Regions from separate parts of the Homo sapiens genome. Here region 2 is linked to region 1. Evidence: chromatin loops called from intact Hi-C (ENCODE). Cell type or tissue: heart right ventricle. All regions are shown on one strand. Links, peaks and the distances in the headings refer to the core of each region. The heading gives the core; the rest is flanking DNA.

Region 1 (2,918 bases), core at 186-2,685:
GCAGGGGAATGCCAGGTTTCTGTCTGGAGCTACTGCTAATACCATTATCGTAGTAGAGATGAGAGGATCCAAATGGGCTTTACTAATCCTCTGCCCAGCTCATGTGTCATCCCTACCCCTAGAAGGGAGGCAGAGACTGGGCTCGTTTCCCTGGAAGAAGAAAAGGCTCACAGGGCCCATTATAGATGCCTCACACATCTGAAGGGTGATGCTGGGAAGAGAGATTTATTCTGCATGGTGAGGGGTAAAACCCAGAACAAAGGGAGAAGTTACAAGAGGAGATTTTGGGCTGAATATGAAGAACTTTCAAAAGCCAGAACTCTTTGTAGACACAACAAGCTGTCATGAGAGGTAGCGAGTTCCCCGTCACTGGGGAGTCTGTGCACAGGCTACCTGATGACTTGGGTTAGGTGAGTGGCCATCCCAGGCTTTCAGGATTCCTTGTCGTGCTGCGACTGTGTCATTTCAGGAATCATCTCTTGATTCCTGTCACTTGCAATCAGTTTCCCTTCTTTTCTCTCACTTACTAATGCTTAATAAATGATGGATCTGACAACTTTGCTCTCAGAATGTTCTATGTTCTGTTCTATTAGACAAAGCACCACATAGTTTGTATTGGACAAATTATCATGCCAATCCCTGACACCCCAGAGTCCTGAAGCATAGTAGGTGCCAATGTGCAAATCAAAGTGGCAGCATTCCCCAGGCTTTACAACTGCCACTCAATTAGGGGACTCACAGCCATGAATTCTGTGCATTTACCCAGCTTCCCTTTGAGATTAGATCTTCCCTGAAGGGAAGAATGGGGCCTCATTTCAAGGGCCTCATTTCAAACCTTCCCCTCAAAGGATGCCCTGAACATAGTATGTGCTACATAATATATATATATATATATTTTTGGACTCAGAGAAAGATACATTCTTCTCATTCAGGGCTGGAGAGGCAGCTGCTGCTTTTGGAACAATTTTCCATTTAAACTGAGCAATCAATCCCAACTCTGCACTAGGCACAGAAGCCATACATCTCTTGAGGCCACAGATGAGCGCCCCCAGAGCAGGGATCTGGCATCAGAGACATGCTGTTCCTGTGTCCTCGAGGAAACCCTTCCTCCTCCCATAGGCTGAACCCAGCATGTACAATTCCACCCGGGGAGGAGCTGAGAAAGGGGCATGGAGCCAGATGATGACTCTGCATGGTCACAGATGTTCTCTTTCTTACGTCAAAAGTGGAGGAGGATTCTGTCTTGTCTGGCCTTTGTCTAGCAGGCTGCCCACCTCTTCTTAAAACTCAGGAGAACTGGCCTGGGGCAGTGGCTCACGCCTATAATCCCAGCACTTTGGGAGGCTGAGGCGGGTAGATCACCTGAGGTCAGGAGTTCGAGACCAGCCTGGCCAATATGGTGAAACCCCGTCTCTAGTAAAAACATAAAAATTAGACAGGTGTGGTGGCCCATGTCTGTAGTTTCAGCTACTTGGGAAACTGAGGCAAGAGAATCGCTTGAACCCAGGAGGCGGAGGTTGCAGTGAGCCGAGATCACGCCATTGTACTCCAGCCTGGGCGACAGAGTTAGACTCTGTCTCAAACAAACAAAAAAACTCAGGAGAAGTATTAGAGACAACAAAGCAGACTGTACCCCCAGACTTCATGTCAGCTATTTGGGAGACACAAGAGCAAGGGAGAGTTTGCTTTTAAGGTACTCACAGGCTGAAGAGGGAGTGGGAAGAAGAGGTAAGGGAATTGATGGTCATGATGGTGTCACATGCTGTGATCCAAGTAAACACCCCCCAACCCCTGTCACAGTGATAGTCAAGGGAAGCCTTAAGAATGAGATGGAATTCAGCAGGCTGATGACATGAACATCCCAGGCATAGGGACCAGCTTTTGCAATGGCATAGAGACCCGAGAGCAGGTATGCTGTTTGCTTCAGAAAGGTGCAAATGAAACAAGGTTGTCTGAATGGGCATCTGGTGCTGGGAGTTAATCCTAGAGAGGGGCTCTGAGTGCAGAGCTAAGGATGCTGACAGTCCTGAAGTGTATGCCCAGGAGAAGGAAATTCTCATACATGCTACAAAATGGATCAAACTTGAAGATATCATGCTAAGTGAAATAAACCAGACATACACTAAAAAAAAACCCGCAAACATCATATGACTCCACTTATATGGGATACCTAGAATATTCAAATTCATTGAGACAGAAAGGAGACTGGTGGCTACCAGAAGCTGGGGGAGGGGAGAATGTACAGTTATTATATATATTAATAGGTATAAAGCTTCAGTTCAGGATGATGAAAAAGTTCTGGAGATGGATGGTGGCGATGGTTGTACCACAACGTGAATGCACTTAATGCCACTGAACTATGTACTTTAAAATGGTTACAATGGTAAAATTTTGTTAGGTATATTTCACCATAATAATGTTTCTGAAGCACGGTGTTCTGGTGGAAGACACACATTCATGACCACCCTCTTCTCATCTATGGAAGTTTAGGAACTCCAGCTTGCTCTACACTGGTGTGGTACCAGAATTACATACCTAGGGGGACTGTTGAGGATTCACACTTTACAAACAATCTAGCATCTTTTAACAGCAATCACCTTCTGGAAGAGGGGGACCTTTAAATCCCACAATTCCTACCTCCTCCTTGCGTTTCTGACTAACTTCCCTAATTTTATACCTTTGGGTTGAAGGAAGAAAAGAGACAGAACAGAAACAGCCACACTTCCCTTTGATAATGTGCTCCCTCTCCTAATTAACAAGACCTTGCACAACTAAACATCTGCCAGCCTCAAAAACTTTCACAGAGATGAGCTTTGATCACAGTGGAGCACACAGAATCTACACCGAACAACAGAATTTCACATAGCCAAAACCAGGTGGTGCTAGATCCCACCCTGCTCAATTTAATCTGACATTCT
Region 2 (2,918 bases), core at 130-2,629, 63 kb before region 1:
TTTATGCTATGTCAGTGATGAGTTTTCTCAACATTCTCATCAAGAACATCCCCATACTTGTTCTTCTTTTACTTGTGCTGTCCATATGTGTATGGACAGCTGCCCTATGAGCAGAGTCAGTTTTTCTCAGTGCTGCTCCCTCTAGTTAGTACTTGGTCCAGGCACTGGGATACTGATAGCTTTTTTTTTTTTTTTTGAGATGGAGTCTCGCTCTGCCGCCCAGGCTGGAGTGCAGTGGCACTATCTCCGCTCACTGCAAGCTCCGCCTCCCGGGTTCACGCCATTCTCCTGCCTCAGCCTCCCGAGTAGCTGGGACTACAGGCGCCCGCACCACATCCGGCTAATTTTTTGTATTTTTTAGTAGAGACAGGTTTTCACCGTGTTAGCCAGGATGGTCTCGATCTCTTGACCTCATGATCCGCCCTCCTCGGCCTCCCAAAGTGTTGGGATTACAGACGTGAGCCACTGCACCCAGCCATTGATTGCTTTCTATGCATCATCAAAGAGATACAATGACACCACGAGGTGGGCAGTGTACTTATTTCTACCTTTCAGAAGGGAAATTGAGGTTTAGAGAGATAAAGTCACATGTCAAGGTCAAGAAATCTCAGAGTAGGGGATTGCATTCCCACCTCTCAGTTACAAAAGCCCATGTTTTCACACCTACACTTATGGTTAGAAACATCTGCAAAGCATTTCTCTCCCCAAGGGAATGGCTACAGCGGGCATCACCATGGGGTAGACTCTAAAGGGCACAGAGAGGAAGGGGAGAAAGGGTGGTCGAAGTGCATGCCCAGCCCACCTGCTCCTGTCTGCACTGCCACCTGGGGTTGCAGGCAGGAGCCCAGGCCCCTCTGCAGAACCCTCTGGTGCCCACTGGGATGCTCTGAGTTTAATTTCTTTCAGTGTTAATCCTAGTACATTGAGCTGAGAGGACATCCTACCCAGGGCACCTCGGGAGCATAGAGAAGGAAGGCCCAAGATGCAGAAAAGGGTATCCAGTCCAATAAAGGTCCAGATAATGATTTCTTCTGCCAAGATCCAAGAACAAGTCCACCCTCCCCAACCCCCAAGATATCCCCAGCAGGCCCACATTAACTTAATTTACAGTTTAAGACTTCAGTTCAATCTGAAATAATGATTTTTCTCTTCTTCCTTCCGTGATCTTTGGTCTTTGGAAATGGGAAAAACTAAAAAAGGAACACAGAGCTGCTAGGCTCTCTTCCAAGGCTGCTTTTATAACACTGACTCCCAGGACGCATGGCTGCCGCCACCTCTCAGACGAGGCCTCCACGAGGCGGCAGAGCTGGCCTCAGCCCAGCTACAACCTCCATCCATGGAAATTTTGGATTTGTCTTTTTTAAAAAACAGAATTTGTTGGCATCTTTTAGATACTTCACTCACAGATATTCCTTTGACTTACTATTATTAGTGTCTAGGAGAAATTGTTTAATTTGTTAATTTCTCCAGAATGCTGCAAAGCGGGGTTGTAGAATAAGCACTTCTGTGTAGGATAAGGCCAACATTTAAGTTCTGGCTTTTTCAATTATTAACTGTGCCACCTGGGTCAAATGACTCAATTTCCAAACTTTAATTTTTATTTTTTTAACAGTGGATAACAGTAAAACTCATCCTACTTCTATCATAACACTGTTTTGACTGTAAAATGAATTGTTAAATTGTAAAATAACTGTCCAATTTTGATTAAGTATTATCACTATTACCAAAAATTTCTGGGTTTTAAGTAGTTACTGCTTAATTTTTTTCCCCTTATAGTATTCCTTTCTTCTTTTTTGAGATGGAGTCTTGCTCTGTCATCCAGGCTGGAGTGCAGTGGCATGATCTCGGCTCACTCAGAACAGCTACTGATGAGAGAGGCCCTCCTTGCATGGCGAAGTGGTCAGGAAACTTAAGCACAAAATCTCTTTCTATTCTTAAGCCTGATCCTTGGGCAGATTATAAAGATGTAGTAATTCTTGTTGAATGAGGAAGAATGTGGATGAAATTCAAGCCAGGACTTACTAAAAGGATAAAGGTATGCTGGCTTGGCATCATTTGGTATAAGGTTAATGAAAGGCGTATTTCAAAGGTCTCTGTCAACATCATGAGATAAGTTATTCATCTATTCAACAAATATTCATTGCATCTATATCAGAATCAGAGTCTAGCAACAAGCAGGGCTGAGGCGGTCCCTTCCCTCAGTGGAGCTTACAGTTTTATTTTTTGAGACGGTGAGACGTTGTCTTGTTCTGTCACCTAGGCTGGAGTGCAGTGGCGCGATCTCGACTCACTGCAACCTCCGCCTCCCAGGTTCAAGCGATTCTCCTGCCTCAACCTCCCAAGTAGCTGGGATTACAGGCGCGTACCACCATGCACGGCTCATTTTTGTATTTTTGGTAGAGACGCGGTTTCGCCATGTCAGTCAGGCTGGTCTTGAACTCCTGACCTCAGGTGATCCGCCCGCCACGGCCTCCCAAAGTGCTGGGATTACAGGTGTGAGCCGCTGTGCCCCGCCACCTCCTCTTCTTACAAGGGCACCAGTCTTCTGGGATTAGGGCCTATCTTCATGTCTTAGCTTTACCTTAATCACCTCCTTCAAGGTCCCATCTCAAAATATGGTCACATTGTGAGGTGACAAGGGGTCAGGGCTCCCACATATGAATTTTGGGGGACTGAATTCAGCTGATAAAACAGGACGAGGTCCACTAAACAGTCACACCAACAATTGTGGAACTGTGACTCAGAAATGGCTGAGATAGAGAGGTCCAGAATGCTGAAAGGTGGGAAGTTAGCCAAAAAGGTTGCTGATGAAATAAGGATTTAATAGACATCTGAAGGAAATCGGGAAGGGAGGAAGAAGGCAGGAGGAAGAGCGTTAAGACCTCAGAGCAGGAAGCTTGACAAGGATGAGTAAAGTG

The links. Peaks named below come from ENCODE experiments on the same cell type or tissue, not always from the same donor. Only the 100,000 strongest peaks of a DNase experiment are listed, where the experiment ranks them.
Region 2: a loop joins it to region 1, with 4 times the contacts of the local background. A loop is called at or near these places in 1 of 110 quality-filtered maps.

What each region holds. Positions count from the first base shown.
Region 1 is chr22:33,505,321-33,508,238 of GRCh38, forward strand. The region is part of intron 6 of LARGE1 (LARGE xylosyl- and glucuronyltransferase 1); the gene reads right to left. Among named protein-coding and RNA genes, the nearest start is that of MIR4764, 70 kb to the left of the region's middle. In heart right ventricle, for the core only: no CTCF peak of the experiment used is centred there; a DNase peak (open chromatin) is centred at 1,153.
Region 2 is chr22:33,442,615-33,445,532 of GRCh38, forward strand. All of the region lies in intron 6 of LARGE1 (LARGE xylosyl- and glucuronyltransferase 1), which reads right to left. Among named protein-coding and RNA genes, the nearest start is that of MIR4764, 7.4 kb to the left of the region's middle. In heart right ventricle, for the core only: a CTCF peak has its summit at 1,291; no DNase peak of the experiment used is centred there.